Regions from separate parts of the Mus musculus genome. Here all the other regions are linked to region 5. The links are chromatin loops, found by intact Hi-C in ENCODE. Cell type or tissue: left cerebral cortex. All regions are shown on one strand.

What was found. Peaks named below come from ENCODE experiments on the same cell type or tissue, not always from the same donor. Only the 100,000 strongest peaks of a DNase experiment are listed, where the experiment ranks them.
Region 1: it touches region 5 in a loop (9-fold over the local background); 2 of 42 quality-filtered maps call a loop at or near these places.
Region 2: a loop joins it to region 5, with 5 times the contacts of the local background. A loop is called at or near these places in 20 of 42 quality-filtered maps.
Region 3: it touches region 5 in a loop (2.1-fold over the local background); 4 of 42 quality-filtered maps call a loop at or near these places.
Region 4: it touches region 5 in a loop (2.4-fold over the local background); 5 of 42 quality-filtered maps call a loop at or near these places.
Region 6: it touches region 5 in a loop (2.7-fold over the local background); 14 of 42 quality-filtered maps call a loop at or near these places.
Region 7: it touches region 5 in a loop (11-fold over the local background); 13 of 42 quality-filtered maps call a loop at or near these places.

The regions. Positions count from the first base shown.
Region 1 is chr14:19,902,247-19,906,246 of GRCm38, forward strand. The region is part of intron 2 of Gng2 (guanine nucleotide binding protein (G protein), gamma 2); the gene reads right to left. Among named protein-coding and RNA genes, the nearest start is that of D14Ertd670e, 65 kb to the left of the region's middle. In left cerebral cortex, no CTCF peak of the experiment used is centred here; DNase peaks (open chromatin) are centred at 2,002 and 3,586; H3K27ac peaks cover 1,639 bases.
Region 2 is chr14:20,065,299-20,069,298 of GRCm38, forward strand. No RefSeq gene overlaps it. Among named protein-coding and RNA genes, the nearest start is that of Saysd1, 16 kb to the right of the region's middle. In left cerebral cortex, a CTCF peak has its summit at 2,229 (motif pointing left); a DNase peak (open chromatin) is centred at 2,214.
Region 3 is chr14:19,872,289-19,876,288 of GRCm38, forward strand. Gng2 (guanine nucleotide binding protein (G protein), gamma 2) reads right to left here. Exons shown (of 4, transcript NM_010315.4): 4 at 271-3,647. The coding sequence ends at 3,519. Among named protein-coding and RNA genes, the nearest start is that of D14Ertd670e, 35 kb to the left of the region's middle. In left cerebral cortex, no CTCF peak of the experiment used is centred here; DNase peaks (open chromatin) are centred at 2,138 and 2,415; H3K27ac peaks cover 534 bases.
Region 4 is chr14:19,704,238-19,708,237 of GRCm38, forward strand. It overlaps Gm17030 (a long non-coding RNA gene), which reads right to left. Exons shown (of 4, transcript XR_874388.2): 3 at 1,113-1,378. Gm29899 (a long non-coding RNA gene) reads left to right here and starts at 3,766. Exons shown (of 4, transcript XR_874386.1): 1 at 3,766-3,916. In left cerebral cortex, CTCF peaks have their summits at 1,623 and 2,397 (motif pointing right); DNase peaks (open chromatin) are centred at 1,601, 2,411, 2,860 and 3,667.
Region 5 is chr14:19,975,324-19,979,323 of GRCm38, forward strand. Gng2 (guanine nucleotide binding protein (G protein), gamma 2) reads right to left here and starts at 1,926. Exons shown (of 4, transcript NM_010315.4): 1 at 1,635-1,926. In left cerebral cortex, CTCF peaks have their summits at 1,660 and 1,864; DNase peaks (open chromatin) are centred at 29, 1,240 and 1,801; H3K4me3 peaks cover 2,333 bases; H3K27ac peaks cover 2,214 bases.
Region 6 is chr14:19,837,622-19,841,621 of GRCm38, forward strand. D14Ertd670e (DNA segment, Chr 14, ERATO Doi 670, expressed) reads left to right here and starts at 1,304. Exons shown (of 3, transcript NR_105025.1): 1 at 1,304-1,366. In left cerebral cortex, a CTCF peak has its summit at 2,400 (motif pointing right); a DNase peak (open chromatin) is centred at 2,399; H3K4me3 peaks cover 707 bases.
Region 7 is chr14:19,857,234-19,861,233 of GRCm38, forward strand. No RefSeq gene overlaps it. Among named protein-coding and RNA genes, the nearest start is that of D14Ertd670e, 20 kb to the left of the region's middle. In left cerebral cortex, a CTCF peak has its summit at 2,124 (motif pointing right); DNase peaks (open chromatin) are centred at 2,177 and 2,237; H3K4me3 peaks cover 401 bases; H3K27ac peaks cover 547 bases.

The DNA of each region.
Region 1 (4,000 bases), 73 kb before region 5:
GACTGCACTCTAAATCAAATAATGGTATCACATGACTCTGCCCATGGCAGAGTCTCATGGCAGCTATTAGTCTTGCATCCCTTCCTGCTACCAGTTGGCCACTTGGACTTGGAAATAGCAAATTAGTGAGGGATCTCTCAAATCAGCACACATGTGTCGATGCATCAAGTGTTACCCCTTCTCCTTTAACACTGTCAAGCCCCAGGGTACCTGGATTAGAATCTGCTATGCATCTTCACTCATTCGGCCCCAGCCAAGTATTTCAACAACTGGGTAGTCACAAAGGTCTTTTTTTTTTTAGACTCATGGTGTCTTTGTTTCCTTGCCTTTCCTCACTTTTGAGCAGCACTAAGAAGGTTTGAGGCACAGAATGAAAACAGATGGGGCAGGGCACACACAGTATGTGTATATATGGTGTATATGTGTCCACACCAACAGTATGTAGGAGCTTAGACACAGAAGGTGCTGAACAATCATGGGTTCTACAGGTCACTGACTTGTGTGTAAAAGACAGGGAAAACCAAAAGATGGGAAGCAGAACAGAGAGGGGCAAGAGGAATGCTGGGGAGACACAGCAAGAGAAGACATCCTATATCATCCTTAGTGAGGTAACCCAATCACAAAAGAAGTCATTAGATATGTACTCACTGATAAGTGGATATTAGCCCAGAAACTTAGAATACCCAAGATACAATTTGCAAAACACAAGAAAATCAAGAAGAGGGAAAACCAACGGGTGGATACTTCATTCCTCCTTAAAATAGGGAACAAAATACCCATGAAAGGAGCTACAGAGACAAAGTTTGGAGCTAAGACGAAAGGATGGACTATCCAGAGACTACCCCACCTGGGAATCCATCCCATAATCAGCCACCAAACCCAGATACTATTGCATATGCCAGCAAGATTTTGCTGAAGGGAGTATAGCTGTCTTGTATGAGGCTATGCCAGTGCCTGGCAAATACAGAAGTGGATGCTCACAGTCATCTATAAGATGGAGCATAGGGACCCCAATGGAGAAGCTAGAGAAAGCATACAAGGAGCTGAAGGGGTCTGCAACCCTATAGGTGGAACAACAATATGAACTAACCAGTACCCCCAGAGCTCGTGTCTCTAGCTGCATATGTAGCAGAAGATGGCCTAGTCGGCCATCACTGGGAAGAGAGGCCCCTTGGTCTTGCAAACTTTATATGCCCCAGTACAGGGGAACGCCAGGGCCAAGAAGTGGGAGTGGGTGGGTAGGGGAGCAGGGCGGGGGGAGGGTATAGGGAATTTTTGGAATAGCATTTGAAATGTATATAAAAAAATATCTAATAAAAAAAGGGATACAGGAAAAAAAAAAAAGAGAAGCCATCCTAGGTAGCCTTAGGGAGTTCACAGGTAAGCTGGCTAAAGAGCAGGCTTGATGATAAGGAAATAGAAATCTCTCAAGAGTAGTCCCTAGCCCTAGTCTGTCTTCTGGCTCTACTCTTTCACTAAGGGACAAGGAGTTCATGTGAGTACATTTCACTTGTACACCAAAAGTTTGCCATGTGTAACAGTTGGGCCAGGTTCATTCCAGCATTACCCTACTTAATCCTCAGCACTACCAGGGGAAGTTCGAGCACTAGCTCCCTCCACCCCCCCACCCCCCCACCCCCCCGCCACCCGCCCCCTAGTGAGAAAAATGTTCCTGTCTGCCTGGGAAAGACTCTCTTTAGATGTTTCTCAAGTCACATCTTCAAAGCACCAGTCTGGTCCTAATCTGGGGTCTGTGGCACATGTCTACTCGTCTGCACACACATAAAATTCATTTCTTATGCTCTGTGGGGCTCTGTAGCTTCCAGGGGAGCTCATGTGAATGAAACCAACAACCAGACCTGCGATCGGGCTAAAGGGGAAGAAAACAGGCCCAGAGAATGACTTCAGACTCACACTTGTATTTCCATGGGAAGGAAGTGCCTCTTAGGGAGGGTGAGAAAGCACATCCCAGTGACTTCCTTCCACTCTGCAGGGGGGCTGACTCCGTGGTGTGGACAGAGAGGAAGACTCTGCATAGCTTCCCTGCAGGTGGCCGGGGACAGAAATGACAGCATTATTTTGAAAGCATTCTCTTGTACAAGATGGAGCCTTCCTTGTGGACACGGGCTAGCTGATTTTCATGGCCTTCATGAAAAACATAGGCCTCAATAAAAGTGTTCCTTTCAAAATCACCAATTTTGTAAGATGAAACAGAAGAGGTTGTATTGCCAGGCTAAGATGGCATATCAGCTTTCAGTTTTCATCTGAGCTTCAAATAAAGCCCTGGTTGTCTCAGTAAATGGTATTCTGGATACTAGGTAAGCCTTGTTCCCACCAAGAAAAGATTAGTATTCTGTAATATATATGTTGTTTTTTTTTTAAACTTATTATGTGTATGGAAGGAAGCCTTGATCACAAACCACAGGATTCTGAGGTCAGAGAAATACAAACTAGTTTCTATGGCAATGGCTGTTAACCTACTGATGTCTAATCCTCTGTAGCAGCAGGCAATGGGGATCTGAAGGCAGCATGTGGCCTTCTGCTTCCTTGAAGAGATTATCTATTGGCTAATTAATTTCTTTATAAGAAACTGGAGCTTCATTCTTAAATCCTCAACAAATTCCAAACCTGAACCCGCTTCCTGGGGTTTGGTAGACTTCCCTGGCTGAGCTTCCTACGGAGGCTCCAATGTTCATGCTGGCTTACCAAAGGAGACAAAGCAGCTGGTCAACAGAGATGCTGGGCTCTCCAAGTGTGACCTGGGGCTCTTCCACTCACATTTGCTTTCATTTCTGAATTGCCTGGGAGTTCCCTTGATGCAAGTGATAAACAACACAAGACCGAAAAAGCATGCATCAGGAGACAGGAGATTCTAGTTGGCACAGGAGCTTCCAGCTATGACAGGGTGGAAATGCCAGTCTTCCTAGGGCCTCTCTTGCTTAGCTATAAAGTGAGCATTGCACAGGTGTGCCTAGCCTTGCAGCAGTCCATTGTAAATTATAGAGTGCTGTGTGAACTACGGAAAACAGTAACTACTACGGTTTACGGAACCACCCCTGCGCATGGTGACCTAAAAAGACTATATAAACATCTACATTCTGTACAGCAAAGAGCATGGAAAAGAAATCATGGACTGAGAAAGGCAAAGGAGAAAAATCTGTGAACTCCAGTAATAAAGACTTAAATAATGAATGAGAATTTAGATGGTTCGGGGGAGGGAGCTGCCAAGGAGAAAGTAAGGAAATCTCCATGTCTACCTTTGAAATTTCTAATTTTCATGATCAATCTGTCAAAGAGATGACGGTGATCATGTCATGATTTTAAATTATCAAGGATTTATTGAGTGCTTAGCGGGTGGCATCCAGAGGCAACAACCACGTAGTCTATTTAAAGTTTCTATGGGAACCAGCTGCTAGGCAGATTCTAGAACACGCTGTGAGCTTTCTCAATGATGCTAGAAAAACAGCTCCTCTCACTGTTCCCTTCTGCAGGGCAGACCCATGTCCACAAATGGCCTGTGTAAAGGTTTCCTTGTACCACAGGATAAGCTGGCAAGCCTCCCAAGCAGGCTTGCGGAATTGGCTGCTGTATCTCTCCTCAGGCCTGTTTCCTGTATGCAAAGGTCCAGCAGAGCCCACAGCAAGTGTTTCTGGCAAGAGAAATGCTGCCTGCCCTGGGCCCACATCACCAGCTCTGGTCTTCAGCCAAGTTCTCTGTTCTCCCAACAATGTAGCTCGTGCCTATAGCAGCGGCTGTAGTGATTTTGCATCCACAACAGTCTAGAAACCTGTACCAGGATAATCCAAGCCTTTTCTCTGACTTTTTGTTGTTGTTTGCTTGCTGACTGGTATCATCATCATCGTCATCATCATCATCATTACTATTTGGTTTTTCGAGACAGGGTTTCTCTGTGTAGCCCTGGCTGTCCTGGATCTCACTCTGTAGACCAGGCTGGCCTCGAACTCAGAAATCCACCTGCCTCTGCCTTCCAACTGCTGGA
Region 2 (4,000 bases), 90 kb after region 5:
AGGCCTCGGGCTAATGTCTTCCTTTGGAATAGGTTACAACTGGTAATATGTTTAGGGTCGGGGCCTAGAGTCAGCTTTAGAATAGGACTAGGGTTAGCATTTAATTTTGCTCTAGAGTGGTGTTAGGGTTGATACTAAGTTTAGCATTAGGCTAGAATTAATGTCTACAGTTAGTTCAGCCTACAGTTAGTGTTGCTGCTGGGACTAGGGTGAGAGGTGGGACAAGGGGTAGGGTTCTAAGGTTAGGGTTAGACTCAGACTATGTTTAGTTCTAGAGGGGAGGTTATGGTTGGATTAGGGTTAGGATTGGGTTTTAAAGTGGTGTTAGGGTTTTTGTTAGGGCTAAGTTTAGAGTCCGTGTTGGTCTCTAGTTAGAATTAGGCTATGGTTATGTTATTCAGGGAATAGAGTTATGAGTCTAGATATTGTTCTGCAGCAGTTCAAGACAGGGTTAGGCCTTGTTTTAGGAATAGGGCCAGGCTGTGGTTATGGGTAGGTTGCAGTTTAGTGTCAGAGTTGTTGGTATTATAATTAGAACAATGGTTAGCTTTTGCTAGGCTTAGGATTAGAGTTAGTGCTAGGGGTAGTGCTATGACTATGGTTAGGGTCAGAGCTAGGGTTAGTGCTAGGGTTAAGGTTACCATTAGGGCTTGTCTTAGTGTTAGTTATTGGGGTGGCTTTAAGGCTGGGATTCCCAGGGTTAAAGTTAAGTCTAGGGTTTGTATTATTTAAGTTTATTCTTTGAGTTCATGTTCAAGATGAGCCAGACCTTGGAAAGTTTGGTTTAATGTTTAAACCTTAAACCATCATTTCGTTGCAAGATTTAGATTTAGGATTGGTGTTAGCATTTTTCTCAAGCCTTGGAACAAGTTTAGAGTTAGATATTGTTTGGGTGAGACCTATGGATAGAGTTCTTTGGTTATGCTCATAAATAAAGCTAAGGATTTTAGTATTGATAAATGTAGTGATATGTTTAAATTTAGGGTCAGGTATCATTATAGATATTGCTAGTGTTACAGCTTTGGTTGCAATAGTTTTATGGGTATTTCTAGGGTTGTTTGTATCAGGTTTCTATGGTTTGCTATTTGGTCTTGTTCTGTGTTAATTTTATAGTTAGCACTTATATGAAGAGAAGAATATGTATTGTTTAAGAATGGTGTTAGGTTAGGGTTACTTTCAGGTTAGGGTTATATCTGGCATTTGTGCCAATGTTAAGGCTAAGTAGACTTAAAGATGGAGAAAGGATAGGCCTATAGTTATGGAATAGACTACATTTAAGATTAGGTCTAGGTTTAGCATTGGAATAGGACTAATCTAGGTTCAGGTTAGGGTTAGACCTAAGTTTAGGCTTAGGCTTGGGTTTAGACTATTGGTTATATTAGGTATAGGGTAGGTTTGGGTGTAGGATTAGCATTAGTGTTAGTTTTAGGATTAGCATTAGGGATAGGGATAGTCTAGATTCAGTTATAGCTACGATTAGAATTGGGTTAGACACAGGGTTAGAGTTATGGTTAAGGTTGAGGCTGCATATAAGTGATCTACTTGCTGATCACAGTGATCATTGTGCCTTTCCTCATGCCAGGCCTTTACTCTGACACTGTGAACTGTATCCCTCAGAAACCATAAGCTTGACGAAATGCTTTCTTTGATATAAAAATAGAATTTGTAATTAGACACAAAAATAAAGTGCCAAGCCCCATGTTACCTGTAACACTGTCAACTTGAAGCAGCCATGTAGAGACAGAATGGATAAGTGCACACTCGAGGCCAGAACCACCAGGGACACTGCGGGAAAGTACAGATTTCTGTGCGCAGGTGACAGCACATTTTGAGAAGACAGAATGGCATTTGCATGTGTTTGCATCAATGCACATGTGCACGCAAGCATGCATGTGTACACACACTGCAATAAAAAGTTAAAACATAAAAATACATGCTATCATACCATCTGCAGATAAAAATGATTTACCTCTTCTTTTTCTAACCCTGTGCCCTAACTAAAGCCTTCAGTATAACACTGATATGCTAGGGCCCCATTCCATCTTCTAATTCACAGTAGTGAGAGGGCTTGAAATATCACCTTCCTCCATTCTTAACACAGCGTATAAAGGCAGTTCCCACTCAACAGGTAGGGAAAGGAAGGGAGGTGTTTCTGCGACCTCTTCTGGCAAAAGGTCTTCATATATTTGGCCTTAGGAAGTGAAAATGTGCATACCAGGTATGGGGTGCCACCTTGTGGACATAAGAATTTAGTGCCTCTGAGCAGCATCTTCTGCTGCTTTGTCCACTCTTAAAGCTGATGAGATAAAGGTGGGTCGCCCTCACCACAGCACATTTTCTCTCTCACACAGAAACACAGCTGTCGTAGTGTTCTACTGCTGTGAGGAGCTGCCATGATCGTGGCAACTCTTATAAAGGAAAGCATTTCTTCTGGGGTTTTGTGGGCCTGAGTACCAGAGATTTCTGTGGAAATCTCTGGCCAGGCCTGGTGCGAGGAAGCGAATGCGGTCAGGGAGGGGTAATTGCTTCCCCGCTTCCGGGCCTCCGTCTCCGCCATGCAGTAATTCCATGCTACCCTGCACTGAGTCGGGTCAGGCTGGGCTGATGAGAAGCCGACTAGCCAGTGAGGAGTGCGGCAGGGCCTCAGGCGGCGCTTCAGGAGAGTAGATCTCAAGTGTTACAGCTCTTAGGACAAAAGTCTTGGACGACAGAGTAGTTCTCCCACCCCTAATCCTTCTGTATAGGATTCTTATATACAGTTTTGAGATGGGTAAGGGTCTGACAGCAGGTATTTCTCATTGGTTTGGTCTGAGAGCTTTGGGGAAACCTTATTTGCTTGTGGGAGGGCTTGGTGCTATTCCTGTGATGGCCACGTACCTCTCTCTGCGGGGGTGGGGGTGGGGTGGGGGGAGGCTGAAGCTACAAGACAGGAGTCAAGGACCCAGGAGGCGTGGCCGAACACATGCCATCCCATGCAGATAAAAGTCACCACCCATAGGGTCGCCGGGGTTCCAGACCTTTGCTCAACTTGAGACCAGGCTGTCTGTGCACAGCCCACCGCCCCACAGGGTTTGTTTACAGTTCAGAGGTTCAATCCATTATCATCATGGTGGGAAACATGGCAGCCTGCACATAGACATGGTGCTGGATTTGAAAAGTTCTACATCTAGATCTGCCAGCAACAGGAAGAGAGAGTTACTGGGCTGGCTTAAGCATTTGAAAACCTCAAAACCCACCCCCAGTGACATACTTCCCCCAGCAAGACCCACCTCACAATAGCGCCACCCCCTGGAGACCAAGCATTCACATCTATGTGTCTATGGGAGGCATTCAAACCACCACATTCCACTCCCTGGCCCCTACAGGCTTGTAGCCACATCATAGTGCAAATGTGCGTTCAGTCCAACAAGTCTCCATAGTCTAGGAAGGTCTCAACACTGTCTGCAAGTCCAAAGTCCAAAGCCTCGTCTGAGACTCACGGCAATCTCCTAACTTTAATCCCCTACAAAATCAAAATAGAAAAGCAGACCACATACTTCAAACATACAATGGTACAGAATATAAATTACCATTCTAAAAGGAAGAAACGGGAGCACAGTAAGGAAAGAATGGACCAGAAAGACCTAAAACCAGCAGGGCACACTCCAAACTCTGTGTCTTCGTGTCTGATGTCAAAGCACTCTTCAAATCTCCAAGTCCTTTCAGCTTTGTTGACTGCAGCACACCTCTCTCTTGGGCTTGTCCCACCCTGTTATTAGCGCTCCTTGGCAGGTACCCCACAACTCTGCCATCTCCAATGTCTTGGGGTCTCCAAGGCTCCCCCTTCACAGTTCCATGCAGGAACACCCTTGACACATGTCTGGCCTCAGCAGCTTTCCTTAACTTTTCTATCCTTGACTCCAAAGTCAGAGCCAAGTGGCTGAAGCTGCCCCTCATTCAATCAGCTTTCTGTTTTCAATGGTTTTTCTTCACTTCCTAAGCTTGTCTATTCTGGAACTCA
Region 3 (4,000 bases), 100 kb before region 5:
TCTCTCTCTCTCTCTCTCTCTCTCCTAGCCTGCAGGACTCTGAAGACCCTCCCTCCAGTATTTCTCCATTCCCAAGGGCTGTACATGAGGCACAGTGACGAAGGGAGAGGACTCCTACACAGCACCAGATAAATCTGCTATGAACAGACTCCTAAAGAAAATAATTTTCTCTGTTTTCCCGACATTTTATATTTCCAGGTCCCTCTTAAATCAATACTCATGTGGGAGGTGGTCCACAGGTCTTTGCAATGAAAGTGACCCCGTAGGAAATGAATCTGAAAATTCCATTTATTAAAACAAATACACCGTTCATGTGGGGTAAAGATGCGCACATCACATTCAGGTTTTCCTGCTTTAACATTTCTAAGCTGGGTGTGGTGGCTCATGCCTTTATTCTCGAGTCAGAGACAGGGGAATCTCTGAGTTCGAGGCCAGCCTGGTCTACAGAACAAGTTCCAGGACAGCCAGAGCCACATAGTAAGACCCTGTCTTGAAAAAACAAAAAACCAACACAAAACAAAAAAACCCAACTAAACAACCAAACAAAAAAACCCAAAAAGGAAAAACCCCACCAAAACACAAGACCCCCCATTTTCTGTTTTCCCCTCTTTAAAGACACATTCCACAGATCTTATACAGGAAAAGTGTTAAGCTCTGAACAATTGTACAATTGTTGGGCTGTGAGACAGTAATATACATATAATTCGCCATTTGCAGGAGCAGCTAGAAATAAACACCAAGGGGAAAAAAACATAAAAAAACACACTAAAGGTCACCAGCTTGATTTTCTCAAAACTCACCGTGTGAATACAAGGATATGGGAAAAAGTATGATACGTCTTCTTAAATCCAATGATTTAAATTATATTTTACCTTCGAATGTAAAAACATTTAAAATCGGAGTTGATTATTAAAAATGGTTCAGGTATTTTAATAGACACTGCATTATAAGTATGACATTAATTATTAATTCCATGGCAGATTGTAATTGTTATACAGGTATATAGAAATGAGGGCCTTAAACAGTTAAACTGAAGTTTCCTATTAGTTACCCTAAGGTAAAATTATGCTGGTGACAATGATGGTTCACGTTGAAAAGAATTAAGCTCTTTGGAGATCCAAGTAAACAAACCTTTTTCCCTTTAATAAATACAAACATCAAGAAGTCAAATCTGATTCCAGCTATAGCTCCATACTGAAGGATATGAAATTGTAAAAAAGATGTTTTCCTGAAATTTCTATGTGGAAGAGGATTGAGTTTCCTGCCTTTTTATTCTATAAGCATGCTCACAAGTCATTTGCAAATTCTGAATTTTTAATTGTTAGGCCTGTATAAGGGGCGCCCTAAAGATTGTGTTTCCACTGGAATTGCTTCAGAGATCTCAATTTACACAGAAGTCCAGAATCCTCCTCGAGTACCCCACCCCCAACCAGCACAGAGTGCCCCAGTCACAGCTGTTGACACGTGAACACAGATTCATGTCAGCTCACTTTGAATGTGTGATACTTTCAGCTGATCCCTCAGTATTGATAATTGAATTACAGTGCAGTTCTCTAAAGACTGACAGTGGTTCTTTTTGTCTGTTTTGTTTTGTTTCTACCATTAAATCTTCATGAGCGTCCCGCAAACTATAACAAACTCCTGAGGACAGAAGTTTCTGCCGGAACAGAAGTTTTCGGCTACAGAATTGCATTTGTACATTAATAATCATTCCGGTACCCTCTTCTCTCCCACCCCAGGTCTGAACTTTAATTGGACATAGTTAACTCCTTTAGCTGAAAGCCCATAAAAGAGTTAAGAGAAATATCTTACCATCTATTTGTAAAATGTGTCCTTGCCATAGGAAGTCTTTTTCCCTTCTCTTTCCTTTAAAAGTACCACCAACTTTTAAACCATGAGGAAGAGAATGGTAAGAGGAGAAAAGAAATTTTACTTGGATTTAGTGGTCTTTTAGGATCTGAAAACAAAAAGAATCGTAAGAGGCTCTCTTTGACTGGGTAGATGACAAAATGTCTGAAGGCAGCCGAGGCCTTCTGTTACTGATGGAGGAGACAACTGTCATGAAAAAAAAAACTCACTCTCAATGTCTTACTGTGGGAGGAGAGCTCTAGCCAAAGGAAGCTGTAAATAGAGTGGTGAGGCTCTGACGAACGGGGTGGAGGGCAAAGCAGGGAATGCTTTGAAATTTTGGGGGAATGAGCTGGAAGGAGAGCCAACTGCAAGGGTTGGTCGGAGCACAATTCAGGGACTTTGTCTCTCAAACGAGCATTCTGAGGCTGGCTACCTCCCTTAGAGCTGTGGCTTTATTTCTTCTGATGCTTGAGCTAAAGAGGGCCATGGTTGTCTAGCTATGAACATGGAACATGTTCTTTTACATATGCTTTCGACTGTTCCTGGGACGTGGGAACGAGATGCTATTCTGACAGTGCTTTTCCAAGTCATCGTGGATCCCTGCCTGGTCTCCAGTTGGGGGCGTGGGGGGAACTGTGCTGCCCTGGATCCTGGGTAAGTCCAAATGCTGCGGACTGGGGAAACCTGTCAAGAGATACTTCTACCACAGTTCACTAGGAGGTATTTCAGGCATGGCTAAGGCGCTGAAGTGATCCCAATTTTCAAAATACAGAGGATTTTTTTTTTCCTCCCTGGCCTCTTTTTCTCTCACTTCTCTTCTTAGCTTTACAGCTGAACAACGAAACTTCTGAATGGATGCGATGTAGGGACATGTTCATGCAATAGTACTCACAAACTATCACAGATATGGAAGCACCAGTCACAACACGTGGTTCACTTTAACTCGTAGAATCAAAACTGTCATATACAAATATTAAGAATAGTGGTAAGAGAACACAGAGAGCCGGAATTGTGTGGTGTGTGTGTGTGCGTGCATGTGTGTGTGTGTACATGTATGTATTTCTTTCTATTTTCTTGTTATTCTCATGAAGAAATCCCATGGGGAACACTTTTCTAAACATCTCAGGGTTCATTCCTGCTTGGAGTTGAGACTAACACACAAACCCAGTCTTATCCTCTCAGCCCTCTAAAAGAGAAGAAAGGGAAGGAAAAGAAAAAGGCACAAAAGACTAAACGTGGAAACCATTAAACTGGATTGTGGCTACATGGGGCGACAGCTTATCAGAGGGTATTTGAAAGACAATTCTCATTACCAGAATGTCAGCCATATCTCAGCTCAGGACACCGGCTTTAATGTTTATTTTGTTTATAAATATGAAGCAGAAATGTCTTAGAGGGACAGCAGAAAAGAAGTGATTACCATTCTCATTTTTTATACATTTCCCTCCTCCAGGCCGGTCTGCAGGGTCAGATCTCTAAAGTTGGGACACGGAATCAGCTTTCATTCTCATAAGGGGACATTTCTTTAAACATGCACAGCCCGGAGTGTCCAGGATGGTTCTCCTTCCTCTCTTTAAATGCTGTGGACGAGAAAGGCGCCCACTTTGCTAGGAACTCTACATGTATGTCCCAGGAGCCCCAACACTCTTCAGCCTCCTCTCAGAGACTTAAAGGATGGCGCAGAAGAACTTCTTCTCCCGAAAGGGGTTTTCTGAGGCTGGGACTGGGGTCAGCAGAGGGTCTTCCTTGGCATGTGCCTCACAGTAGGCCATCAAGTCAGCAGCTGCCTTGGACACCTGCAAGGGAAGGCAGAAACATCTGAGAGGATAGACAGGCACGGACCCAAACACCACCACTCAGCCACTCGGGACCCCAACGTTGGGCCCCACCACCTTGGAGCTCATCAGGCTAAGCCAGAGGACCTAAGTGAAGGACTGCGTCCCACCTGCATAAGCTCTGCTTCCAGATGTGTAGACAGGGTTGTCAGTAAAACTGAGCTGACAGAGCTGTTGCTAGCAGGTGGGGATCCAGGAGCAAAGCACTCAGGGCCTCAAACAAAAGAGCCACTTAACTCAGGAATCACGCAAAAGCCAACTCTCTCCTTATACTTTTGTACCATGATACCTCAGGGGCTGCACCTGAGTCCCAG
Region 4 (4,000 bases), 270 kb before region 5:
CCTTTTTGCTTATTTGGGTTTGATTTTCATTCCTGATACAGTTGTAGACACTGCTGGAGTGTATCTCTAAGTTGTGATATGTAAGGAGCTCATACTTTATTATCCCAGGAATATTTTAATCTACTTGCCATTTTCCTCTGAAGAACTGTGCCTGCCTCCAATCCTTCTGCCAGATCAAGCGTCACCGTTTGTTCAAGTTAATAAGAAATGGAGATGTGATTGAAAATCGAACCTAACCAGTTGTACAGTCTGATGGCTGTCTACATCAAACTTTCTCTCCACTCTGAGATAAGAGTGTTCTCAAGGGACTGAAGACATGGCTCCGTGGTTAAAGGCGCTCACCCACTTAGTGGCTCACAACCCCAGTTCTGAGGAGTTGTGAACCCTCAGTTCTGGAACCCTCTTCTGGTCTCTGTAGGCACCAATCACGGCATGCAGACAAAACAGTCATACATATGAAATAAAAATAAATAAATCTTTCAGTATGATTTCAATCTCAGTGTATCTCTGATATTTAGATAAAAATCAGAAAAAAATAGAAACTTTTACTTTAAGTGCCTTTAGGAGCATTACCACCAAAGATCTTGATCTAAGTCCTCCGCACCCATCCCCAGCCTCAAGTGGTCACAAGTCCTTTTCAAGAAGAAAACACTTTTGAAATACCAGCTACTCAGCAAACAGAAGCGGGAAGACTACAAGTTCAAGGCCAGCTTATCTACAGAGTGAGTTCAAGACCAGCCTGGGCAACTTAGTGAGACTCTCTCCAGAGAAAAGACAAAGGATGCAGTTCTGGGATACAGTGCTTAGCTGGCGTGTGCGGGATCCGAATTCAATCGCCAGCATTCCGAGAGAACAAAGCAAAACGCCTAGCTTTCCTTTCCACAAAACACAAAATTAATGCACAATGGCTCCTACATAAAGGAAACGAAGGGGGAATGGAACTTGAATTCTAGTGGAGAAATTTTATATCCAAGCAAATCCCTTTCAAGCCATGATTAGGTAGGTGCTCCTGTCAGCACAAACCGTGGTCCATAGTTACTCAAGAAGAACCACACTTTCCCAAGTAGGGTGTACAGCAGAAAAGCAAGGCCCCAAGGAAGGGAAGAACTTACCTGACCTGCGTCTCTCTGTGGGAGAAGGAAGGATGGACGAGAGGTCTATGCTCCAAGTCAAGGCTAATCCTAGGAAAAGGTGAGGCAGCCCCTCTGCTGCTCTGTGCCCAAAGGTGTGGACAAAGTTCCTGTTCTCACAGCTCTCTGCAGTTGGGGAAGACCCACCAAACAGGGTTTGCAGTGTAGAGTGACTCGCACCAAAGACCGAGAGCAAAGGACAGGGTACCATGGCCATGTCTTCAGCAGCCAGGGACATCTGAAACGATCTGGTGGTGAGAGAAAACTAACTTAGAAGAAGGGAGTACTTTGCTGAGCCCTCGGAAAGCGGCGGAGGCAGGCGAAAACAAGTGAAAAAACGGTTTTCTCCAGTATTTTAGTCACAGAAGGACCCAACACAAGCAAATGTGGGAGATGTGGCTGTAAAATAACAGGTCGCCGCATCCCCATGGAAACCACAACCTAAGGAGAGCCCTGTTGTTGCCGGCTGTACTGTGGGCGACCCTCCGCTAGGGGGAGGAGGATAACACGCAGGCGGTCTCCCAGCGGGCTCCAACTCATCCTGATCTGTGTCGGTTGTCCATCATCTCTCAGAAGAAGTTGTAGACGAAATTACTGTGTGGGCCACTGAGCAGGAAGGTTGTCTAGAAGTATGTCTTCAAAATATACTTCCCAGATTCCCGGAGGCCTTGATTCATGACATGGGGTCCTGTTTTCTGTGTTATTTGCACCTTTCTTTGCCTACCTCCCCCTCCCTTCCCCTCCCCTTAGCCCCCTCCCCCTCCCTCTCCCCCTCCCTTCCCCTCCCCTTCGCCTCTCCCCCTCCTCTCTCTCTCTCTCTCTCTCTCTCTCTCTCTCTCTCTCTCTCTCTCTCTCTCTCTCTCTCTCTCTCTCTCTCGGATTTAGGGACTTGGGCTTAGGATATAATTTTCAAAATGGCCCTAATTATATTTTTTGTCATATGTACTACATATTTAAGTGAAGCCGTGTCCTCAGTACTGACGATTGATTATAAGATCAAACTATCGATCAACTCTGTAAACGTTTAAGATGCTCCACATCCTGCTGACCATCTTGGTATAAAAACCATTACCTCGCAAATTTGTTTCCATCTTTACCAAATGATAAATTATATATGTACGCAAAAGAATCACTTTAAAATAAACTTCCTTATTAGTATGTGATGCCAATTTTATAAATTTAGCCATGAAATTTTCCTGTCACTCGAGGGAAAGGCAGCCCTGGACTTGAGACCTAAAAGGGACTTTTTCCAGTTTCTCCTCTAGAGGGCGCCAGAGGTCTTCTGCCAGCCAGGGACGGTGACCGCCACCAAGAACCTCCTTCTGCAGACCTGGTTCACATTGCTGCCTTCATTCTGTTTCATCTTAGTTTCAGGTAGAAGTGGACAGACAGGAAGAAATAACAGAGAAAGACATGTAAGCAGCTCAAGACTCTTTAGGGCTTAAGAGTAGTTTCTAAGATCTGTCAGCAGAGTCTCTGCCTCTCCTCCTGTGTTTCCCTTTGGCACATCTCTTTAACAGCACTTATACCCATAGAGCCCTTCTGATTTCCAACCGATTTTCCCAAGTATTATGTCCTAAGGGCCTCAGACTTCTGTGAAGACAGCAGAGAAGGCTCAGAGGCCCGCATTGCCTTTGGCAAGCAGGGTTGTTTTATTTGGGACACTGAGCTGGTAGAGACTCCCCCACTCAGCTAAACCAGGACCAGCTCCATTTGTGTATGAGGAGGATCAAGGAGCCAGCTTTGGGGTGGGGCCTGAGAATGAGCCTTCTCAACCACTAACCTCAGATGCTACCAGTCCAGAGACTGAGAACGGCTTTAACACACACCACATGCTTGCTAATTTGATCCACGCCCTGTAACTGGATGGGTGTTGTCCATGCCTGTGGAGGGACTCACCTCAATGGCCAGTCTGTTTCCCTGCTGAGGAAGGTTGGTAAGTGTAAATACTGGGTTCCAGGGGCACATTCACAGAACTTGGTGCTGTCCAGAGCAGGCTCAGGGCTTCTCTGCTCCTGGGGCTGACTGTCTTTCAGAGGTTTCTTTAATAGCAGGCAGGGGTGCTTGACAACTGTTCCTTGGACGGTGTTTCCCATTTAATGGGGCAGGAGCTGGTTTGAGCCTATAACTGGGGAACTTACCCCGCTACAGCTACGTCATGGTTTCCCTCCCCGTGCATCAGTCTCTGCCCCCCCCAACCCCCCAGCACTGAGTAAAGGGTTTCCTCCTCCACACAAGCTACTTAGGAAGCACGCTTATTTGAGCTTTACATGGACTATAATGTAAGGAAACAGGAAAAGAGGACCCTCCCTGTTCTCATCTATGGCATAGTGTAGAGATAAAAATATCCTTGAGTGTATCTAAAATTATCAGAGGAGAAACAGAAAATGCCAAATTTCACCTCTTTAGAATTCTCTGTGTAAATGCTGTTGGGTTTCCAAAAATAGTAAACTTCAGCCTGCCTCAAGAGAACTATTTTTTTTTTCTTTTAACATTGTCTCAATGAGTAACTGCTAGAGCTATAAATAAGATCCTGGCTTCAAATCCTGTCGCCAGCTTAAAGGAATTTACAGTCAAGTCCCCACTTGTTCATAATTAACTACAGTATCACACCAGGCAAATCAAAGTCCACACACACAGTGCGGGAGGTGGGGGAGAGGAGCTCGTTTTCACCTAGGGAAGACGAATGACAGCCATAGAAGAAGAGGCATCATCCTGTCTCTAAATGGCAGGAGGACTTTGTATAAGCCTTCCAGACAATGGAAGCCATGTGGGCGAAGACTCAGGTAGGTCCTTTCATCTGCAGACTGTGCAGAGCCTATGAGTGGAGTGAGCGCCACAGCCGTGGCACTGACGACAGAAGAGCAGTT
Region 5 (4,000 bases):
TCATCTGCGAACACAGGCTGTAGACGAATCAGTATGAAAGGAAAGTCCTGCCGTCCTTATAGCCCAGAGGCCCAGCTTCCTATTTCAGTTAGGGACACACAGTGCGATCACCAGACTCTAGATCTAGCCTAGGTCTCCATCCAGAAGAATGAAGCTACATATTTCACTTTAGGATGCGATGGGGACTTTAGAATCCTGAAATGACTCGCTTTGATTAAATTCAAGAAAGCCTTCCCAAGAGCCCATGGTTACAGCAACTCCTACACATGCTCAGGAAAATAGAAATTTATTTCTTCAGTGTCCATGAAAGCTTCCTGTCTCAGAAAATGCACCGCTACTCGACAAATTCTGAGAAGCTAAATGAATTTCATAAAGGTGACAAAACAAAACTGAATCTCAATTGTGTGGCTTCTTCAACTGACAATGGTTTTATCACAAAAGTACATATTTTCTCCACTGGTATTATTTGGACCTTAAAAAAAGAAACTTGTATTTTAATAATTCATGAGTATTCAAACATGCCATTTTATTGTTTTCATTCTACCACACGAAGCTCTTTCTTTGCTTTGAAAAACTATCTCCTTTTATTGTATATAAAAAAGTAAAAATCATTTTAATCAATGCTTTCTTATGCTTAACTACACTTTTGTTGAAGATTTTTTAAAAATTATGACACAGTTTATTAAACTGTTTATCCTACATGTTCTGCCAAAAAAGCCCATAATCTCAGTTCAAGCCTGTTAGACCTCTTTATTGTACTTTTATATATATCACTCATAAACGCAAACCAGTTACTATCCCAGACTCATTATCAGCATCCAGTGCTTAAGAAAATTTACAGAATAAAAACTGTGTTCTGATTGTATTAACTCAGTGTACAGCATACACAGACAAGGAAACAAACCAGCTCACTTCGATATTATCTCTGTCTAGAATTAACAATCGTTTTGATCTAGAGATGGATAAAATTCATACAGGCATAAAATCCATTTACACACCGGTATCCGATTTTCAGCAAGTTATAGGCCGGCCATGGTCCTTTAAATAAGGATGCAACTTTAGGGTAAGACCTACTAACAAATGGTAGCAGCAAGGAGAGGAAGACACTAGTTCCTTAGAGGTAAATACTGGCCCCTCGCTCTCGAAATGCGAGCCTTTGTTGGTAAAAATCTATGTACAAAAGAACCCAACATCCTCACAGCCAAACCACAGCCATAATGTTGCAAAGAGACGGCTCACCGAAATACATACGTATATGAGTGTGCTTAACATCTTTCACCACTTACACCCCAAAACAAGGGTCTGCCACGCTCGGGTGCCCAGACTGCAGCTTCGCACCCCAGCTGACTGCAACTCAGCCCTGTCGGTCTGCTGAGCCAGCTAAACAAACCACTTCTTACATTCAGCTTGTTTTCCTAAACACTGAGGGTGGTTCCCCACACCCTGAACAAAATGTGTCACAAATCTGACCATCGTTCTCGAAAAAAAAAAAAAAAATTAAAATCCCATCTTAATCATTTCCCCCAAGCCTGAATCAATGTTCCTCGCTTCCCTAAGAAATCCACCCCAAAACCCACAAGCATGGTCACTTCATCTCAATTCAAAAGGAGCTACATGGAAAACGTGTCCTTTACCTTGCTTGGCTCCGGAGGCTTGGTTAGAGAGCAGCTTCCCCTGGCGGAGCAGATGGGTGGTGAGGTCGGCCCGCCCAGCCCAAGCCCAGCCCAGCCCAGCCCAGCCCAGCCCAGCCCAGCCCAGTCAGCCCAGCCCAGCGCAGCGAAGCCCTGCCCAGCCCAGCCCAGCCGTAGTAGGAGTTGCCCACCGAGAGGCGTCGTGTGTCTGTCTGTATAGCAGCCCCTGAAGCCCAAGCCTGAGTCCCCACCCAGCTTTGTCTTCAATCCTCATTCCTACAGGAAGCAGCTCATCTCCCACTTCCTCCTCTCTTAGTATCGGGTAGCAAGCCAGCTTTCTCGTTTGCTTCTCCCACCACTTCAGGGCTTCCTCTAAGTGGCTTTGTCTGCTGCTGATGCTAATTTGGCTCTAATCCCCTGGACCCCTTTTTTCCAGCGCCCTTCCATCCCCACTGCACTGTCTTCTCAGTCCTTTTCTTATCTCCCAGCGCTCATCTCCCAACAGTGTCCACACAGTGCCTCAGTGGGTTTCCTCAACACCCAAACTGCTTTCTCATTCTGAACTGAAGCTACTGTATTTATTGGGCCGGCGTAGACTCTGGTCCTGAGATCCGGGGCCAGCCAGCAGCGCCTTCTAATTTACGGCCTATCTGCATTCCCAAGCAGCTTGCAGCCTCTTGCTGCCGAGTTTTTCCTCTGTGGCCAGCCAACCTTTCCGGAGCTTCATTCCCCCAAGGTCTCCCTACCACTGAGATTTTATTTAACCCATATGCTTAGAAAATAATGGCACCCGCAGGACTTCTGGGACGTGTGAGCTAAGCCAAGTCCTGCAATGCTGAGGTAGATCTAGCAGTGAGAACAGTCCGAGGAGAGTGTGAATGAAGGGAGGGGTGTGGTCTGAGTGGCCCGGATTCCCAGTCCAGCCATAGATCCCCTCCTCTACCACCCACCTAATATTGGTAGGGCTGAGGGGCCTCTTTTGCCCTTTGTTTCAGACAATAGGATAGTGTCATGAATAAAGAGAACCATTGTCAGTCTGTCCTCCAGAGTTAAAATCTGAGCTGTCATTCCTGCCTGTAAACTTAGACAAATGACTTAATGTCTATATGCCTCAGTTTCCCCACTTGCAAAAATCATACCATATTTCACAGTGGAAAAATCTGAGAAGGAAGTAAGACCAGACAGATACGTGGTGCTTCAAATAGTTCCCAGAGCAGAGAAAATACTCAATTACATACTATCGGTTATTATTTACAAGAGACTGAAACTCAGGTGACAAGTGGCTCGGACAGTCAACAGCCGGTCGGACACCAGTGTTTGTTCCCCTGGCTTCCCCCAGTTATGTTCACAGCTGAGCCCTGATGCTTGTGGCAACAATTTACCCCAGGTTTGAGTTATTCTTTCTCTGGATTAAGGAAGCACTTTGGGGGAAGGTACATTTTAAACACCAGCAGGGCAGCGAGGAGGGAATCCTTGCTCCTGAAGGGAGGTGATGCATGGTAGTCATAGCTGCAGTTTCAGTACTGTAGCCTGAGACAACAGAATCACTTTGAGCTCAAAGCTCCTCTGAGTTACATGGTGAGACCCTGTCTCAAATGTAATTAATAAATAAATCCATCCTCTCTCAGAAGCCAGGCCTAGAAAGCTAACCTTCTCAAGCATTAGAAGCAATCTGCTACTGTATTTTGAAGGCCCTGTCCTACCTTCACTCACCAGGAGGGAATCTGACAGGAAAATCTAGATTGATGCAGGCTCATCAGCTGTGCCTTCCTCGCACACCCTGGGGACTACCGAATGTCATTCTGGCAGGCGCAAAAGTTACTCTCAGTGAGTGTTCTCAAACAATCCCAAGATTCCTTTTGTTTTGATTTCAAGTTCCATGAAGTTTCTCAGAAATCTTTTTTTATTGTAAGAGACCAGAAATGTCCAACATAAAGTATATATACATACATATATATAAAATAGTGTGTGTGTGTGTAATGCTAAGCCTAAGGGGGGGGGGAGGTCTCAAAAGTTTGGGGAAATTATAAAAACAAGACTTTGGTCAATTTTAAACCAAATTTTAAATCTTTACTTTTAATCCAGCTAAGAGACTCTCCTTCCCTCCCTCCCTTTCTCCCTCCCTCCCTCCCTCACTCCTCTCCATGAGAAAGGGGTTGGTATTTCTATTAAGTTTTTATTTAGAAAAAAATCTTTTAAACAAGAAATCACTAGGAATTTGTGCCTGCCTCCTAACGTATCCCCTCTACTCTGGTCATAAACCTCCCAGGAGATTCATCTGCCGGGCTCCAGGAGAGACCGACCAAACTCCTCAAACTAAAAACCCAGATTTTAAGATGTCCCCTTCCTGTCATTAGCCTCATTGATTT
Region 6 (4,000 bases), 140 kb before region 5:
CTAATATTACTAATTTGTATAGCTGAAAATTCCTATATTCACTTTTTTTTTTTTTTTAGTTTTGTTTTCTTTGTTTTTGAGACGGTTTCACTATGTATCTCTAGCTGGCCCATAGCTCTATACGTAGATCAGGCTGGCCTTGAACTTACAGAGAGTTGCCCACCTCTATCTCCCAAGTGTTTGGACTTAAAAGCATGCACCACCATACCTAGCTATGTTTACATTTTATCTACATGAATACTTAATATGTTTGTTTAATTTTCTCTCTTTTATTTACACCTACTGTACCTATATACCAAATAATAGTCTCAACATTCTGATTTTTATGCAGCTAATACTTTGCACAGAATCTGAAGATACATGCACAGCTGACATAAGATTCAGCTGTGTAACAACAGCTCTCAATCCTTTTGGCAACCCTCTAGCTCCAAAAAATATTTACATTATAGTTTGTAACAGTAGCAAAATTATAGTTATGGAGTAGCAGAGAAAATAACTTTATGGTACGAGATCATCACATTATGCAGAGCTGTATTAAAGAGTTGCATCATTGGGAAGGTTTAGAACCACTGGAGCTGGGCATGGTGGCCCATGCCTTTAATCCTGGCACTCAGGAGGCAGAGATAGGCAGATTTCTGAGTTCCAGGCCAGCCTGGTCTACAAAGTGAATTCCAGGACAGCCAGGGCTATACAGAGAAACCCTGTCTCGAAAAAACGAAACAAAAACAACGACAAAAACAAACAAACAAAAAAAAAATCCCAACCTCAAACAAAGAACAAAACAGCAAAAATAATTTTAGCCGGGCATGGTGGCGCACACCTTTAATCCCAGCACTTGGGAGGCAGAGCCAGGCGGATTTCTGAGTTGGAGGCCAGCCTGATCTACAAAGTGAGTTCCAGGACAGCCAGGGCTACACAGAGAAACCCTGTCTCGAAAAAACAAACAAAAGAAAAAACAAAAACAAAAAACAAAAAAAGGAAAGAGAGAGAGAGAGAGAGAGAGAGAGAGAGAGAGAGAGAGAGAGAGAGCCACTGGACAATGGTGTGAACCTTGTCCTTTGCAGGTGTCAGAAATCCATGGCACCTGGAACAGATGCCTCAGAACTGCCAGAAACCCATCAGACCACACATTTTCAAGCTGGATATAGTGATGTACCTCTGTAATCCCAGCACGCAGGAGGCTGAGGCAGGAGGATTGTAAGTTTAAGGTCAGCTTTGAGCAGCAAAACCCTGCCTGAAAAAATGAAGTGAAGAAGTACCCACTCCCCAGCCTCCACCACGCCTCAGACTTGTTAAATGAAACCTGGGCCACAGGCCTGAGAATGGCTACCACAAGCTGAGTGAGCTTCCCATTGAAATGACTAAGGTAACACTACCTGATTCCGTTGTGTGTGTGCTTAGACGGTTCTCAGCCCTTCCCACAAAGGCCACGTATCCCTTGGCAACACGTTTGAGATCTCCATGGCCTTGACTACGGTCCAGATGTGCTGAACAGAGTAATTGGCGAGTTATGTCTAAAATACCTATTAAGCTCTGCCAGGAGTGAATGTTTCAAGTTTACTCTGACGCTCATATAAATGTATCTGTGTGGTTTTGCCTTAAAAGCTCTGTATCCCTGAGCTCAGGCACCAAGAGACATTTTGAAGGGCTCAAGCCCCTCTTTGGTCTGGTTATTAATAAAAGGACTTAAAATTATTGTCTAAATCAGTATGGTTGTCAGTAAGTATCTCATGTGGATCATAAAATTGGAAGCCACACGAGATTTCCCACCCTCTGCTCCATGAGACTCAACCTCGCTCCTGGCCTTCCTCGTGCAGGAGGGGCTGCAGGGGAGGCTCCTTCGCTGAGCATTCCAGGACCCCACACCTCTCATTGAGTCCGGAGAGGTCCGGAGTTACTGCTGTGTTCCCAGCAAGGAATCCTTCTGTCACTGGTAGGAGGTGACTCTGTAGACTGAATTATGGGTGGTGAGCATGTGCCCCCATGGAAGCCTTCTGGATAAGAGAGATAGGCCCCGAAAAGGGGGTCTCTTCTGGGTAAGATGGATGGATATTTAAGGCCCTCATCCTGTTTTAGGAAGACAATATTCGACAGGAAACTCTTTCCTAGTCCCCCTTCTACACTAAATTGGAACGTAAAGAGTGGGGACTCTGAATCCTGGTTCAGTCTCTCATGTGAGGTCTGGTTTCAGTTTTGCTTGAATGAGTGACTGGCCAACTGTGTGGATTATTGAATGCATGAAAGGCAAGTCTGACCCAGAGAACTGACTGAACGTGTGACAGGCACGTTTGGGGTTTGTTTAATTGATTTCTTGATTTTGCTGTTGGTGTTTTTGTTTTGTCGGATCTGATCTGACCAACTGGTTAAAATTCTGCTGTTTTCCCGTATTCTGCCAACAGGTGGCACCCTCTGCCGATGTTAGCTCCTTGTTTTTTGATTTGTACCCCAGTGCTTCTCTTACCCGGGCCCTACAGTTGGGGGGTCTGTCCCCAGCCCTGGCCTTCTTCATGTGACAATGTCCCCCGGGACCTGGGTAGGCTGGATTCTCTGTGGGCTCTAGCGAGGGTGCGGGACGGAGCCCTTCACTCCTCTTGGCTCTAAGTGGAGCCTGGGCCTGGACAGTGGCCTTCGTGCACCGGTGCAGGGAGGGCTGCTCTCTTCACCTACTGCCCTGCCAGCTTCTAAGGCACCTTTGGCTTCCCAGCTTGAGGGCCCACCATACCCCATTCTGGATTCAAGTCCCAGCATCTGTTTTTCTGTCACATAAGACGCTTTTCCTTCCAGAGGCGGGTGGGGGTGGGGGTGGGGGGGAGTGGTTTAAAGAAGGGCATCACCCTTTCCTTGATCTCTATACTCCTTTCTCTACTTCAGATCTGCATAACTGGAAGACACAGAGTCCCTTTTTCTGATAAGCCCAAGCCCCCCACTCTCTTCTGGAATCTGTCCCATGCACCCGTTTCCCTACCTGGAATGTTTGTCAGTAATTCCTTCTGACCAGTTACTCCCAAAGGAAAAGGGATTCATGGGCATAGATCTGAATTGAGATAAAGGTTTTTTTTTGGGGGGGGGGGCTCAGCTGCTGGTATGAATGCTTTTAAAAAGCTACTCGATTTGAGGCAGTCTCTCCATCCAAATGGGACCCCAATACATATGCAGGTTCCCAGGCTGTGGACACTTGTCACCAGAATCTTATGACTGGAATTCAGGGTGCAGCTTGCCACCACTAATTTGTCTTAAACTACTGAGGCTCCTCCAGCCCCAGAAGAGTCTCCTGGGGCATTTCTTGAAGATTGGAAGAAACCTTCAGATCTTACATCTCTTTATTCATTAGCGTAAAAAAAAAAGTTAGAGTGTAAAATTTGGCTTTTGTCACTCAGTCAGCTCTGGACACCCATAAGAAAATCTCCAAAAACTAGAGGGCTTTTCAGGGATGAATACATCTCAGTCCATCAAGGTAAAAGTTAATAACTGAGACTCTACAGCAGAGGACAGGCAAAATGCCGTGGCTGCTGCTGAGCTCTACGAAGGCAAGCAAGGTTTATGCTGACTGCATTCCAGTCAGCTCACTCTGAGGCCCTACGGCTCATACTGCACTGTTCTGTATCCAAGGGAATGACCCTCAAACAAACAAACAAACCAAATTTACCAATGTAATGATGGCAATACAGGGAGTCACAGGCAGGTGGTGACTCACTCCTTTGTGGTGGTCTCGGACTGCTCTTTCTCCTTTTGGGCAGAGGTATTCTTTGAAAATTAGGTACCATTGTGATAGCTAATGAAACTCCATGTTCATGCTAGGCATCCATCTTGGTACCTAATAGCTGTTTTTCCCCCACTCAAGCTCCTAGAAAATAAATTCTTGGGAACCCTGACTCCTTAACCCTCTGCCCAGAAATGTACAACTATGGCCATCTGCTTGTTATGATATGAATAATTGCTGATTTTGGTTTCTATAACCTGCCCATTCAGACATTCAAGGACTATTTTGAAGTCACCTTGA
Region 7 (4,000 bases), 120 kb before region 5:
TAGTCATAGCTGTCCATTTCTGGGTGGTGGTCACTGAATCAGGGTTACTGGGAACTTATCTTTCAGGGAGTGGAGTCAGAGACAATGGCTGGCAAGTACCAAGATGAATGCTTAGCATATAATGGAGTTTCATTAGCCACACAGAGTCATTTTGATGGCCCAAGCTTTCCTCACTACAGTCAAAACCTCTGAAAATGAGAGCCAAATAAACCTTTCCCTTATAAACTGTTATGCCAGGCATTTTGTGATAACAACACAGTTTGACTAATATATCCACTAAGGCACTGAGGCCTTTCCATCCACCAAGCCAGTTTCTTAGTGAAAGTCCTTGGTCTCTGCTATCTCAAGCAAAACGTTCCAACTATTGGTCCTTTTGCATCCACTTATCATCATGCAGCTGGGGTGAAAGTCTAAGTACCAAGTCAAATCTTGACACTTTTCGGGGCTCAGTGATGCCTCTGGAATGAAAAAGTCTGGAGAGCCTTGCTAAGTAAAACAAATTATGAATTTTGTTTTATTGCAGAAAGTTATGGGAGGTTTCTGAAGAGACAAGTATTTGGTACAAAGGAGATTTGCTCCAGAGGGACAAAAGGCAGCAAATTAGAGACAAAGATAGAAGATAAAGGACAATGGAGAAGGGGACAGGAACAAGAGATGGGGGAAGGAGTATTAGCCTGAGAAGGACAAAGGACTGCCTCTGAATAAAGAGGAGACAGACATGACCCATAGGCAAATGGCAGTTTGTAAAGGTAAAAGGGGAAATCCCATGTTAAAATGAGGTGTTTAATTTTGACTGGGCATGTTAATTGGAACAGCCAAAATGGGGCTTTTGATCTGGACTTTAGTATTTTGATAGCTGGACCTTGGTAGTTAGCCTGAGGAGGAGGAAGTGGCCAAATAAGGGAATAGATCTTGGTAGTTAGCTTTAGGAATGTAATCTAAGGGTTTTTAATAAGGCAGAGGAAATGGGGAAGGGCAAGGCCTGCCAGAGCCATGTTTGCCATGCCTAGGCAGGCCACAGTCACTTCAGTTTGTTTTGTTAAGTCACTAACAAACAATTTATACTTCTAGATTCATAACTTTGTTGTTTCCAACAGTTATACATATTATAACACAGTCCTTAACCAGTTCCAACCAGGCCTGCCTCTCCCACATTAGAGGGGCTGTTTACAACCTAACAAGCAAACATCACTCTGCCCCTGCTTGCACGTGACCATCCTTCCCAAGGCTGTGAGCAGCAAGATCACCTGTTCATTAGCAGGGTGTTTTGGGAGCTGTGCTTAGGAAGGCATTGTTGGCCAAGGTTTCTCCAGCTTCTCTAGCTTCCCTTAGACTTGCTACTCATTTGCATTTAAAGGGAGTATAGTTCTCTCACTGGGTCCCTACAGTGGCGATTCTGAACATAGCTATAGCTCTTGTCACCCAAAGTGAAGTAACTTCAATTAAATTATTTATATGTATTTATCTATCATATATGAATTTTAAGCATGAATAATACATAAATATAAAATAATACGGTGTTCTAACCCCATGGCCAGGCATGGGAAATCTCCCTTTCAGTTGTTGATCAGGGGATTCCAAGAGACACCATCCCCAAACCATCTAGGGTATTGTCATAATCCTTGGTTATCACCTTGAAATTGAAGGTAAGATCTCATTGCTGAAGATACCACATACTTCAGACACAGAAGTATGACTTTCATAGTGTGAGAAGGTACTGTGCAAGCAGACGAGAGAGAGAGGAACAATCAATAATCCTACCCAGGTGGGGTGGGGGAGGTGAGGTGGAGTGGAGGGGTAGGGACATCTTCTCGGAGACAGGGGTGGGAGGAGGGTGGTGGGAGGGAGAGGAATGGGATGAGGAACTGTCAGAGGGTAGACCAGGAGGAGGATAATGACTGGACTGTAAAAAAAAAAACGATTAAAGATAATAAATTAAATAGAAAGAAGGAAAGGAAGGAAGGGAGGGAGGGAGGGAGGGAGGGAGGGAGGGAGAGAGAGAGAGAGAGAGAGAGAGAGAGAGAGAGAGAGAGAGAGAGAGAGAGAGAGAGAGAGAGAAAGAAGTGTCCTTCTGAGAACAGGCCAGTAGAGGGAGCTTGTAAGAAAATATTTCTGTCTAGGAGCTGGAAAATTCCCACCGAGGAGACTCCGTGATTTTAATTATTGTAATTAATGGTAAATTCAAGCAGACTTACACAGGACACAAACCAGAACAGCCACAAATTTGCGGAGGTGCCAAGTGCAGGAAGCCCAGTGGAGAGCCTTCCAAAGTGCTATTCAAGCTCCGGGTTCCAAGCCTCATTCCCATTACATAATTCAAAAATCTGTGGGATTTAGGATGTGCAGTGTTTAGGTTCGTCAGAGCTATCTAAGCTTTCTGAGAAATTATTCCCAAGTAGAAAGTCAGTGCTGGCTGGGAGCTGTGAAGAAGCTGTTGTTCTCTAGACTTTGCCTTTCTTGCAGCTTGAAGACAGGGAGCAAGAATGTCACACTGATGGATGAAACCATCCAAGGAAAATACAGAAACTGCAATTTGAGTGCTAAGTAATTTCCATGTCAAAACTTCTCTTTTGATACATATTTTTGGTTGTGAGCCTAGCCTTTAACGGCTGAGCCATCTCTCCAGCCCTTGATACATATTTTTAATAAAATCTATCTATCTATCTATCTATCTATCTATCTATCTATCTATCTATCTATCACTGTTGTTGCTATTGTTGTATACAGAGTTTCTCTGTGTAGCCTTGGCTGGCCTAGAACTTACTCTGTAGACCAGGCTGGCCTCAAACTCAGAGTACCTCTGCCCCCTTGGGTGCTGGGATTAAAGGTGTATACCACCAGTGCCCTGCTCTTTTGAGAATTTTAATCATTATACTACAAACACCAGGTGAACTTGGCTATGGCTTTGGTTTGTTAACCCCTGATCTAAACCAACACTTAGCCCAACCTTCGAACTTCATCTGCAGTGTCTGTGTTTCTCTTCAGGAATACTTGGATAAATATTTGCTTCCTGGGCCCATGTAGAGATAGTCACCTCAAAAACAAACAAAACCCCAAACAAGAAAATTAAAAACAAACAAACAAAAATTAATCAAACAAACTACACCCCCCCACACACACACCACCACTACCACCACCACATTTCTTTGAGCACTCCAGAAAGAGAGGCAGATGGATCTCTGTGAGTTGGAGGCCAGCCTGGTCTACATTGTAAGTTCCAGGACAGTTAGTACTGTGTAGAGAGACTATGTTGTGGTAAATCTCCTCCCAAATATGCCCCGGCAATGACAACACAACTCAGTTAATATGAATACAAGCCATGCGCCTAGATTGGGCAGATCTACCGCTACACTACCATCTTCTCCTGAAAGTATAACAACGTAAAAACAGAATTCTAGGCCTTTAGGCCCAGGCTTGGGAATGTGGCCTTTGTAAAGGTATGCTAATCATAAAAGAGATAGCGACATTCCTCTACCCACCTGCTTCCTGGGTTCAAAGAGTGCTCATTCAAAGAAAGTCACCCTGGCCATTACCAGAACCTGCAATGCAAATGTTCTATTGTTAGGGGCTCTTAGAAGCTGTCTTGAGAGTTAACAATTACCAGGTATTCCTTGTGACTCTTGTAACTTTACACTTCCTTGTGACTCTTAACTGGTATCTTTGGTATCTTCCAACAACGCCCTCCCCACTTCCTTGAGTTTCTGGTTTCTTCCTTTAAATACCCCCTTACCCAGCTACTCGGAGCGCCAAGGTCCTCTACCCTGTGTGGTGTATGACCATGGGCCCGAGAGCGCTCTTGAATAAAAATCCTCTTGCAATTTGCAGCAAGACCCGTTTCTTGTGGGTGATTTTGGGGTGTCGCCTCTCCTGAGTCAGAATGTGGGGGAGCCCTCACATTGTGGGTCTTTCATTCCATCTTATCAGAACTTGAACTTAGAACTTGCAGTTTCTCCAGGCCATGTGCTTCTGCTCTGCTTTTCTTAGTCTTCTTCCTCCTCTA